Regions from separate parts of the Homo sapiens genome. Here region 2 is linked to region 1. Evidence: chromatin contacts called from ENCODE Hi-C or POLR2A ChIA-PET data. All regions are on one chromosome and are shown on one strand. The core of a region is the stretch at or near the end of the contact, and the rest is flanking DNA. Distances in the headings are between cores, read along the strand shown.

The links. A loop is a pair of places that touch in the nucleus more often than their neighbours do. ChIA-PET counts read pairs that join two places held with the same protein, here RNA polymerase II (POLR2A). Pooled maps may share reads with other maps.
Region 2: a loop to region 1 is called in a map of Caco-2, with 4 times the contacts of the local background. The contact joins two enhancer-like sites. A Hi-C loop is called at or near these places in 5 of 168 maps with a recorded cell type or tissue (Caco-2, HepG2, IMR-90 and 2 more) and 2 of 50 pooled maps. POLR2A ChIA-PET finds 5 or more read pairs at or near these places in 2 of 52 experiments (H1 and WTC11).

Annotation. Positions count from the first base shown.
Region 1 is chr6:168,086,048-168,091,946 of GRCh38, forward strand. It overlaps a transcript of FRMD1 not described here. Among named protein-coding and RNA genes, the nearest start is that of FRMD1, 9.8 kb to the left of the region's middle. Within about 2 kb of position 2,289, at least 3 of the 41 ENCODE cell types and tissues checked have a DNase peak (open chromatin) inside an H3K27ac peak, as active enhancers do.
Region 2 is chr6:168,129,546-168,135,763 of GRCh38, forward strand. No RefSeq gene overlaps it. Among named protein-coding and RNA genes, the nearest start is that of FRMD1, 53 kb to the left of the region's middle. RefSeq lists an enhancer at 1-197. Within about 2 kb of position 3,831, at least 8 of the 41 ENCODE cell types and tissues checked have a DNase peak (open chromatin) inside an H3K27ac peak, as active enhancers do.

The sequences.
Region 1 (5,899 bases), core at 1,039-3,538:
GTCATGAGGGCTCCGTGGGATGCTGCCTGCCTTCCGGCCCTGGAGCCACCCCATCCCCAGCAGGGACGCCAGCCATGTCCCCAGCGTGGACACCTATACCCCAGCATGGATACCACCAATGTCCCAGCATGGATGCCCACATTCCCAGTGTGGACACTGCCCATGTTCCAGCATGGACACCCACATCTTCAGTGTGGACACCCGCGTCCCCAGCATGGACACCCGCGTCCCCAGCATGGACACTGCCCACGTTCCAGCATGGACACCCACATCTTCAGTGTGGACACCCGTGTGGACACCCATGTGCCCAGTGTGGACACTGCCCATGTTCCAGCATGATGCCCACATCTTCAGTGTGGACACCTACACCCCTAGCATGGATGCCCATGTCCCAACATGGACACTGCCCACGTTCCAGCATGGACACCCACATTTTCAGTGTGGACACCCACATCCACAGCGTGGACACTGCCCATGTTCCAGCATGGACACCCACATCTTCAGTGTGGACACCCACGTGCCCAGTGTGGACACTGCCCATGTTCCAGCATGGATACCCACATCTTCAGTGTGGACACCCATGTCCCCAGCATGGATGCCGCCCATGTTCCCACTGTGGACATGGGCCACTGGCTGTGCCTGATCATGCATCCCTTGGGCCGTCGTCTGTCACCCCCCTCGGCATCCCCATACTGCTGTCCTTGTGGAACAAGCTGGGCTTCTCCCTGTCTCCCCACACTGGATGGCACGATGTTCCATGGAAACTGTGGGGGCCGGGGTGAAGCCCATGTGACCCCGTTCTGCTCTGGTTTGTGCCCTTGGGCACCTGTTAGCCAGGACCTTTGCTCTTTGCCTGGAGTGAGCCACCCTCCTCCTTGAGGCCTGATGGAGTGACCCAGCCGCCTCAGAGAGCAGTCCCCGATTCTGTGGTCACCTCAGCCCTGCGCTCACCAGCCACTCACCTCTCCCCGCTCACACTCCCTTGGGCCTGGTTTTCAACCACTGATTTCAGTCTTGTTTCACTTTTTTTTTTTTCTTCATGTGGTGTCTTGCTCTGTTGCCCAGGCTGGAATGCAGTGGTGTGGGCTTGGCTCACTGTAACCCCTGCCTCCTGGCTCAAGCGATTCTCCCATCCCAGACCCCTGAGCAGCTGGGACCACAGGCGGGAGCCACCATGCCCAGCTAATGTTTTGTATTTTTTGGTAGACACAGGGTTTCTCCATGTTGCCCAGACCGGTCTCTACCTCCTGACCTCAAATGATCTGCCAACCTCGCCTCCCAAAGTGCTGGGATTACAGGCATGAGCCACTGTGCCCGAACTTATTTCACCTTTTTATGTGAGAAATTTTGCAGACAGTGCAAATGATTCCTCCTACAGAGTGGGGTACATGTTGGTCAGCAGAGTCTCCCACTCCGATAACAATGTCAGTCAACCCAGGTGCACAGAGAGGTTAAAGGGCCCTGTCAGCCGCACATCGTGAGACGGCTCTGTGGGGAGAACGCAGGCTGCTGTCCAGGTGAGGGTGCAGTGGCCCTCCTCCCACCACTCAGAGCTCTGACCTGCGTGGACTGGCGTGTGCAATGCGTGCGCTGGCATGTGAGATGCACGGGCTGGCGTGTGGAGCATGTGAGATGTGAGGACATCCCACTCCCAGGCTCTCAGGCTACTCTCTGGGGAGATTGGGCTCCTGGGTCACGTCCCTTAAAGAGGGGCTGAAGCAGGACCCATTCCTAGGTCCATCCCCTTCTACCGCTGTTCCCAGGGTCCCCAAGGACGCTGACCTCACCACCCGTCTGGGCACGGAGACCCCCGGACCCTCACACTTCCACCCCTCTCATGGTGCTTCCAACCCTGGCCCCAGATCACAGATTGAGAACCTCAGGACCTGGGAGGGGCGGCATGAGCCAGCAGGTCAGACACAGAGTGTCAGTGAGGGCGGGGCTCTGTGTGTGCTCCCAGCAGGGCCTCTCAGCCCCTGGGACCCTGCCCCGAAAAGGCTCTCTCCCTCTGGTTCCGAGTCTCCCCCGCAGGCCCTCACCCCACAACAAGCTGGGGGTTAGGGCGCTCTTCGTTCCCATCTTAGAGATAAGAAAGCCGGGGCTGAGAGAAGCTGGTGGGGGACGTCAGGGCCCATGCTGCCTCTGGGATGCTCCGGCTGGGGTCTCAGGGTGGGGACTATGTGAGCCCGAAGACTGCAGCCACCACCCTCCCGCCGTCACCTGCCCCTGCTGGGAGGCAGAGGCCCCTGGGTGCTCGGGTTCAGTGCCTGCTCTCCAGAGTCATTGGATTTTATTCTTGGAAAGAAACTGCGGGCGGGGGAGTGGCCGGGAGGCAAGGCGAGCACAAAGGCCTCTCAGCTGCTACTGCTGCCTCAGCTCTGGACTTTTCCCCTCCACCCAGAGGGCAGATGCTTGGAATTCTCCCTGCTGCCTCCCCCGGCATCTGATCTTCTCAGGCATAAACACTCGCCTTGTGGGACCTCAGCTGCTGCCGCTGTTAACTCAGCACTAAAAAGTGCTCTAACCTCCTGGAAGGAAGACAGGAGCTGTGAACCCATCAGGACCAGAGGGCCAGAGGCTCAGGCAGGGTCAGCTGCAGCCAGGCAGGTGGGAGGGCTGTGTAGAGAGAACCCCCAGGCTACCCTGTCACTCCTGTCCCAGGCAGGAGGGCTTTGTAGACAGAACCCCCAGGCTACCCTCTTACTGCTGTCCCCTGCACACAGCACCAGCTAGCACAAGCCTTCCACTGCAAGGCAAATGTTAACTCTCATAAACACATGCGCTACTAACCAGGTGTCCGTGTGACCCACCGGCCTGCCTGTCAACCTCCCCACTCCTTGTGTCCGTGTGACCCACCGGCCTGCCTGTCAACCTCCCCACTCCTTGGGCCTGCTCTCAGACACTGATCACACGTGCCCTGCTGAGAGCCCAAGTCCTCCCCGCCAGTTTGGCTCCTGGGGAATGGGAGCTGTGGCTTAGGGGAAGGGTACAATTTGGGAAATAAAATAACTTCATCCCAGGGCTGGCCCCACACCAGGGCCATACACAGGGGCCAGCAGCCTGCCTGGGGGGCTGCACTGGGTGGTGAGAGTGGGCCCTGACACCGGGCACAGGTTCAAACCCAATCAGCCTCCGCCAGTGGTTCCCTGGGGGTCCCTGGATTTCTGTTGCCTTTGCTCCCTCAGCTGTATAGGGAGATCCTTCTGCTGCCAGTGGGTGAAGGGACCCAGGGTGTGTCACAGCCCCTGGGGCACAGTCACTGTCAGCCTCACAGTGGTTTTTAGAGAACGTTTTTGTGGAGCAACACCAGCTCCTCCTCTAAGGCCCGTGGCCCTGGAGGGACTCTCAGGAGGCTGTGGCCGCTTCCTCCTTCGTTCAGGGACCAGCCTTGAGAAGGCGCCTGGGGTCTGGTCGGCTGTCCTCTCCCATGGGGAGCTGACCTCCAGGACACAGGTGGAGGAGGACCGAGGCAGGAATGGCCGCCTCCAGGCAGCTGTGTTTATCACGCACACTGTTTACCGTCACTGTGCACAGATAATCGACCATCAGCAGCTTCACTGCTGCTTCTGAATTCTCTATGAGGGTGCACCCCTTCCAGCAGCACTGGGGCAGGCCCCGTCTGTCCTCAGGTCCCTGGGAAGTTCCTGAGGGCCGCCCAGCGGGGAGCGGAAAATCGAAGGCGGACGGGCACAGCAACTCTGTTTTACACAGAGACACTGCTCAGGTTTCACTAGAAAATGGAACTCTGCTCCTAAAATCAGCGGGAAGCCGGGGCAGGTGAGGGAAAGCACGTGAGCCCCGCAGTGAGAACAGACGCTCCCATGGAGGGGCACGAATCCCGCTGGCGCTGGTGGTGCCCTGTCATCCGTTTATTTAAGGGACGTGCTGCCCTCCTCGCCGGCAGGAAAAGCAGCTGCTCAGCACTCGCAGCCCATCCTCCACCTGCTCAGGCTGTAGGATGCGGGACTCAGTCTCTCAGTCTCAGCTTGGCTCTCCACCCCGCGTCCAGACAGTGAGCCAATCCCGGCGGCGTTACCCCCAGAACCCACCCAGCCTCCATCTGACCCCGTTCCCACCTCCACGTCCACCACTGGGACCCACCCCTGGTTGGCTCGTCTCCCTCCTGAATGTTGGCAATGGGCTCTAGAGTCTCCTCTGCCATTCTTGTCCCTCTGCCCCCCACGCTCTCAGCCCCGTGATCATGCTGAACAGAAATCACAGCAGAGAACTCCTGCTCAAAGCCCACAGACGGCTCCCACCTCCCTCCTGAGCAGCTAGAGGCCTGAGAACCACCACAATCTCAAGTCCCTTGTGGGCTGGACTTGTTCGCTCTCTGGCCTCACCGTCTGCTCCCACTAAGGGGTCCCTGGGCTGTAGCCACCCTAGCCCCTTGCCTCCCTGCCCCTGGGCCTTTGCACATGCTGTCTGAGGAGCTCTTTCCCAGCGTGGCTGCCCAGCCCATCTTCTCCCTGTTCTCACTGCCGGCTCTGATGCTGCATTCATGGGGAGGCCTGTCGCAAGCCTGCATGTTCATGGCTGCATACGGCGTTTAGAGTAACTTGACCCCTGCCTGTTTGCCTGTTTGTTGTCTGTTTCTCCCTGGAAGGAAAGTTCTGCAAGGTCTTACTTGCTGCTGTTTTGTTCCCTTCCATCTCCCCACTGCTGAGAGCAGTTCTTGGCCATGGCGCGTGCTTAGCAATGTGTGCTGCGCTGAAGTTTGGAGGAAACAGATGACACCCAGGGCACACGTCCACCATGCACGGTGCTTCCATGTGATTCTCAGCCGCCCTCTTGGGGGCTACTCTGTCCATTTTACTGATCTGCCAATCGGGGCTCACGAAGCCAGCTCCAAAATCCAGGTCTCCTGGTTTCCATTCGAGGCTTGCCCACCGATCCAGGCCATTTGCTGGAGACCTCAGGTCGGCAGGAAGCCCTCACTGGCCACCCAAGCGGACTCCCGGCTCCGCTCTCTGCCCTGGGCTCCGTGGGGAGAAGGTGCCTGTAAACTATGGGGGGTTATGAATGTGAACCGCGAAAATGATCATGAATGTGAACTGCAAACTTTTCAGAGCTTAGTGCAAAAAGACAAAAGATAGCCCACACCTTCTTCCTGGTTCCACCCAACTTCCTGGTAACTAAAATGGTTACTGCCAGCCGATAATAAAAGGCCAAGGAGCCCCGGGGCTGGAGACCCTGCAGTGTGCGCCTTCCCGACACAGGGCCAGGCTGCAGGTGGAGATGCCCCTTCTCTGAATCCTCTTCCACGGACTCTGCTCTCTGTGCCCCAAAACTGCTCCAGCTGGTTTTTCTGCCTGGAATGTCCTTTCCACCTGTGTCACTGCCCAGAGCCATCTCTGTCTCCCCAGGCCCCCAGCAGAGTCCTCCTCAAGTCCTCGCCCCTCCTCTTGTCTCAGGGTCAGGCTCCTGGGGACTCCGTGGCCTCGGTCAGGTGTCAGCAGGATGGCTCAGGTTGGATCTCCACTGGGCGTCCTCGCCCTACAGAGCAGTGTCTCTGGAGCCGGTGGGCGGATCTTGATGCAGAAACCCTGGGAGAGGCTGGCAACTGCATTTGGCGGGGCCCCAGCATCTGTGTATCTAGCAAGTGCTGGTGCTGCCGGCCCAGGGACCCTGAGAACACGGCCTCCGAGTGACACATGGGCCCAGTAGAGGCCCACGGGCTGGAACCGAATCATAGCTCCTCAGACAGACAGGCTGGGATGCTACTCCGCGGAAGCGAAACGCAGTCACCCAGAAACAAAACGGCCTCTGTTCTGCAACCCCAGGTCCCAGACTAATAGACTCACTACAACGGGCCCAGCCATGCCTTCATTCCACTCACTCCGGATCAGGTGTCACTAGGAAGAAATGGTCAAGAGTGGCCAGTGGCCAGTGACCAGTA
Region 2 (6,218 bases), core at 2,581-5,080, 45 kb after region 1:
CTTTCTCCTCCTTTGCCTGGACGTCCTCACGCCTGGTGGTTTCCGCACATGGGCTCCCCCGAAGACAGCGTTCCAGAGGCCGGGCAGGGCCTCTCATGTCTTCATCTCCAAAGCTATTTTTGCTGCATTCTTTTTGTCAAAAAGCCAAATGAGGGGGGTGGCACAAGGGCACCGATTCCACAGAGCGGGGGCACTGAGGGCCGGCCACCACGGGGGTCAGGGGTGGCTGAGGGCCGGCCACCACGCAGGTCAGCTTTACAATCCAACCGTTAGTGGTCATCAGTTATTTGTGATGCGTGGTTAAGTGTCGCAGGAGTTGAAAGAACAGCTACCCTGGAAAATACCGAGGAGCAAATTCCTGGGCTTCATTTCCAGGTGGCCCCAGCTCTGGCTGAGGAAGCTGATCGTCGAGGCGGTGCCCCTGTCTGCCTCTGATGGAGAGAAGGGGTCTCTGTCTCTCTCTCTCTCTGAGAGTGAAGGAGAGCTCGCCCAGGCACCACCAGCAGGCTGCGGGCAGGGTCCTTCTCTCCCCAGAGACAGGTGCGAAGAGACTGTCTCTCCCTTTCCTCTTGAACGTCAGGCTTTGATTGATGACTTTAACCTGGAGTTCTGAGGAGCAGGGGTTGGCCACTCTCCTTGATGGAGGCCTCTGGGTGTCTGACGCAGTCCCCGTGCTGAGCTCTGGTCTCTGCTCCCTCCCTGCGTCGATGATGCCAAAAGTCCCAGAGCCAGGACAGGCAGCCAGGCCCTGGCTGGTCTGACTCCAGCTCTCTGGCTGCTGCCCCCTCACACCATGCACGAACCTGACCCAGGCAGGCATGCCTGGGCTGACCAATGAGATCGGATGGGACGCATGTGAGGGTTTGCCCCAGAAACTTGCGAGGCCAGAGACCCAGGAGATGGCCTCTCCCAAAGCACCTGGCTCAGGAAATGTGGACATATTGGCGGCTGAGTGTGGGGGGCACACGGTCGGCCACGAGAAGACCACTGGTTGGCAACCCTGACAGCATTGACGCCAGGGGCCGTCCCGGCTGGGACCATCTGGTGACGTGGCTGCGATCAGCCTTCCCTGAAGGAAACCATCCACCGGCACCTGCCAAGGCCTGTGAGGTGGGGGTATGTACAGCCCCCAGACCCTGGCATTTCTTCCCAGTTCTTATCTGGCCATCTGTGTGCTCACAGCAGTTAGCGACAAGGGCCATGATTAACTGGGCTCCACAGCAGGCTCAGGTGTTTCAACTTCAAAGACTTCAAAGACCCGAAGCAATTAACCCCCAGGTCAGCATCTGAGCTGGGGGAGAGGCAGGCGGGGGCCTGTCCTGCCTGTGCTGGGGCAGCAGGGAATTGGCGGGAACTTCTGCACGTTGGGCCTCACACTGCAGCTTGGAGCCTCCCCAGGGCTTCCTACCGTCTTTCATTTATTCATCAGGCAGTGAGTGAGCACCTGTAATGCTCCCCTGTGCTGGGGAAGTGAAGGTGATTCCCTCAGGGTCCCGTCCCGTCCTGTGGGGAGTTCATCTCCTCAGCAGCAGCACGGTGCTGGAGGAGCTCCAGGGCGCAGGGGAGGTGCGGAGCAGCGGTGGGAGCTAGCAGGGCTGTGCCTGTGAGAAGAGCAGCACCTGACCGGGTGCCAGCAGCTGTGCCATGCTCCCTATAGACATAGCATCATGCCTTGTCCGTGGGAGATATGCACCCTTGTCTAACCATAGCCCCACCCTCCTCAAAGGAGACCTGCTGAGATGTTGTGGCTGGAGGGAGCACAGGAGGCAGCTCTCACAGGAGGCCAGAGCCCAGCTCAGGACCTGTGTCCTGGCTCCAAAGCTCATCTCCAGGTCGACCCCATGTGCCTTTCACCCAATCTTCCCAGTTGCTCCTACAGCACCCTCCCTAACCCCCACCGTCTCACACCCCTGGGCCTGTCCCTGCCACTTCTTTTTCTTCACTGCCCCTCCTGTGAGCAATGAACTCCTACACATCCTTTAAAACCCAGCCCAAACATCCCCTTCTGTGAGCCTTCCTGCCCTGCTTCTCCACCTGTGCTCCGGGCCCATCATGCTGCCTGGGAGCTGCTCTGCTGATTGCCTGCCTCCTGTGATCGTAAGCTCCCGGGTCAGGACCGAGGTCTCACACTGTGCCCGGCTCGTACTCGACGCTCCCGCCACCATTTCACAGCAAAGGCGTTTAAATGGAAAGGAGGCTCATGGAAGTGGCTCACGGAGTGCAGGCATCAGGGCAGAGCGGGGAGGAGCTCTGGGTCTCCAGGTGGAGGCGAAGCTTGGTTCCTTCTGCAAGCAGGAGGGTGGGATCTTCTGGGGCAGCTGAGACAGGTGTGTTTTGGGGAGGAGCCGATGGTCAGCAAGTGGGAAGGTAACCAGAGGTCACATAGATGTGGACAGAGAGGCTTCTGCTGTAATGAGAAGGTCACTGTGACCTTGATAGCAGCGGGTTCAGGTGGGCAGGGGGCTGAGGCCAGGAGTGGGTTGGGGAAGAGTTTGGAGGAGAGAAGTTAGGAGATTCCTGTGTCCGAGGAAGGGATAGTTGTCTGCCCTGTCTCTCTGCCTGCCTTGCTCCTGCTGCTCTCCTCCCTGCCTGCTAAGCTCCGGCCGCACTGGCCTCTGTCTGGCTCTCCCATCCCCCCACCTGGAAAGCCTTCTTCCTGCCTCCTTCTCAGCCAGCTGATCTGAGTCCCCAGGTCTGCAGTTCAGGTCACCTGGCTGCTGGAGGAGGGCCCACTCAGTGTCCTTGACCCTGCATCCTGTCTCCTAGAACTGACCACACCTGGAGTTACCTGTGGGCTGTCTCGCCTTCCCCAGTGGTGGGCACCAGGGCTGTTCTGCTCACGGTAACCCCATTGCCAAAGCTGCCTGGCATACAGCAGGCACTCAGTAAAGATGCATGAGGGATACAGGATTCTGTAGCAGGAGTTGGCTGTTGGTGGCTCAGCTTCTTTTCCTGTAAGATGCAAACTCGTTTCCTGTGTCTTCCTGGGAATTTCTCCTTTCAAGGCTGGAAGGGAACAGGGACCTTCACCTCAAGCTGCGCTGGGATCCTAAGGTTTGACCTCAGTGCTTTTGCATCACAGAGGGCGACTTTGCACCTTCCGCCTGGAACTGCTGTCCCCACTCGGGGCTGTAGGCACTCCCCAGAATCGGGCTTCCTGTTGAGGAGAAACAGCACGTCTGTGTTTTCCAGTCGTGGCTGATCCCCGTAAGATCAGCGCGTCCAGCCCATGGGCTGCACCGTTTCATCCTGCTTTGCGGCTGTTTCTCAAACTTCAACGCCGGGACTCAGGGCTTGGGAACAAGCTGGGAGGATTTGCTGAAAGCTGCACAGTATGAATCACCCCTTGCTTGCCTCAGAGACATTGGAGCCGCCTGGTGATAAGACGACTGGTGGGATGCGAGGCGATCGGACGCCTGCCCGGGCCGCAGGAGCAATGCGGCGCACATCAGGGTGCCGGTCACGTCGCCTGTCTGGCGGCCCCTGTGCCCGGTCCTGTTCGTCGAATCAACTTTGCCATCTGGTGGCTGTTCGGTGCTTCTCCACTTACTGGGTTGTCCCAGAACCATTGTCTGATGCCTGAGATTCCAGGCGAGCTGGGGTGCCTTTCTGCCTTGATACGGACAGTAACTCAGGAAAAGGGACTTTAGAAGAATTAATTAAAACATTTAAAATATAACCGCTCTGATTTGCAATTGGTCTCAAAGATAAACTCTGAACGTGCCTTGTAAATACTGCATGGTCACTGAAAAAGAAGGAGTTAAAGAAGCAGCTGTGGGGTCAGATGGAGCTCACTGGCAGGGCCGTCAATCCGGCGCGGCTCACAGACTGCAGGCCGCCATCCAGCAGCTGAGTCAGGAAAGCGCAGCCCGCTGGGCCTGCCGGCAGCACCACCGTCCGGAGCTGGCTAGGAAGCCAAAGGCTCAGGGCCCCCCTGACCCCCTGGATAAGCCTGCAGATGCCTACACGCAACTAAGAGAGGGTCAGGTCTGCAGGCCAAGCTGTTCTTCTGACTCAGATACCCAGACCTGGAGGCAGCGCGGGAAGAAGGCTGTGGAACCCAAGCTGCAGTTTCATTTTCCGCAGGAAGAGTAATTTTCCAATAATAATTGCCTGGGTGACATAGCAAGACCCTGTGTCAAAAAAAAAAAAAAAAAAAAAAAAAAAGGAACCAAATCTCAACTGTGTAGAACAGCTTCTGCTGGCAAACTCTAACCTGCACACTCTCATCTGATAGTGAATACTGGGAAAGCCTGTCTAGGGTCCAGTGGACGTTATTGCTGGGGACACGTGCTCATGTCCTCAGGCAGAGCGGATGAACCTGCAATGGTGACTCTCTGTTTCACATGTTCACTGTGCTGTCGGAGCTGTCCCCTGCTGACCTGCTGGTTCTCAGCTCTGCTTCCTGCACCAGCATCCGTGAAGGAGTCCACTGCATGTTCCTCCTGGCTACTCAGAGCTGGAGTCCCTGAAGGCATGGCCTCCTCCCGGTGTCACAGCCCTGCTAGCTGCCCCTGGGTCCATGAAGCCCTTGCTGGCCGCTGAGTATCACGTGCCTGGAGAACTCAGTGACACGTTGAGGTCTCAGACCAGATGCCCCTGAACCAGTAGGCATTGGGTGGAAATCCAGCCCCCATCTGTCCTCTGGACACATGGCTGGGATGCTAAGCAAAGAGGGCTGAAGGTGACACAAAGTCCCATCCTAGAAAATGCCCTGAACCCTGGAAAGTGTGGTGGAGCACAGCCTCAGGTACCTCTCTAGGGTGTCACAGGGGCCGAGCCCCTCAACCGGACACTCTCCTCTCTTCCTGCACACTCTGGACAGAGGCCAATGTGCAGCTGTGTCCCCACGAGGCTCTGGGACGTGGGATGTGGACCAAGTGAGGGGTGGACACTGCAGCTGCTGGTACGTAGACCGAGTGAGGGATGCATATTGCAGCCACTGGGTTGAGGCCACAGGGATTGGAGAAGTGTCTGCACCTGCAGGGCTGATCTGCACGTGTTCTCTCCACACTTCCCAGGACCCAGGAGCACCCAGGGGAGGGCTTTGCAGCTGCTGGGGATAGGGCAGGTGCATTTCTAATGATTGCTGTTCACACGATCGTGTTTGTTCCTAAACACTGGCAAAGCCTGGAGAAGTTTGGGTTAGGCGAGAACCCAAATTGGTTTACAGACTGCTTTTAACCAGAGGCCGGCCGTGGCCTTGGTGCGAGGTCCTGCAGCTGTGCTCCCCCCTGCCAGAAGCAGTCCCTGCAAGAATGCTCACATCCTCCATTCCTCACCTCCCGATGAGGCAAGTGAAATCCCTACAGAAAGGAGAGCAGGGGAGGCAGGAGGGTGTGCAGGAGGGTGTGCAGGAGGGTGTGCATGCTGGCGCAGAAGAGGAGCCCTGTGGCGGGTGATTGGAAGGAGGTGCTCCAGCGTGGACGTCCAGTCGTCAGATGCAGCCACTTGGTGGTCAGGCAGGCCCCATCAGTCCCTGTGATGACCGTGCAGCCCCCTGCTGGGCCTGATCTCAGGGCTGGAGCCTGAGAGTCCCTGCTTCTCTGACTTTGGGCCAGAACTGTGAGTGGGTCAAGCCCGCCCAGCCTGGGTGTGTATGTACAGGACTCGGGGGTGCAGGGGTGAATGGGTCAAGCCCGCCCAGCCTGGGTGTATGTACGGGACTCAGGGGTGCAGGGGTGAGTGGGTCAAGCCCGCCCAGCCTGGGTGTATGTACAGGACTCGGGGATGCAGGGGTGGGAGTCATACAGGGTTGGGTGTGAGGGAAGTGAAGTAAGTGAAGTAAGTGATGTGTATGTCTCCATCCATTCCCACTCCTAATACATTAGACTGGGTAATTTTTAAACAACAGAAATTGATTTCTCACAGTTCTGGATGCTGAGAAGTCCGGGATCAAGGTGCCAGCAGGTTCAGTGTGGGGTGAGGGCTCTTCTTTGCTTCCGAGCTGGCACCTGTGGTTGTGTCCTGACATCAGAGTGGGCGGAGGGGCAGAGGGGGGCGAACTCTCTCCCTCAGGCCCTCCTACGAGGGCACGGATCCCACCCATGAGGGCAGAGCCCCCATGACCTAATCCCCTTTGGGGGGGTCCATCTTCTTTTTTTATTTTTTAGATGGAATCTCGCTCTGTCACCCAGGCTGGAGTGCAGTGGTGTGATCTCGGCTCACTGCAAGCTCCGCCTCCCAGGTTCACGCCATTCTCCTGCCTCAGCCTCCCG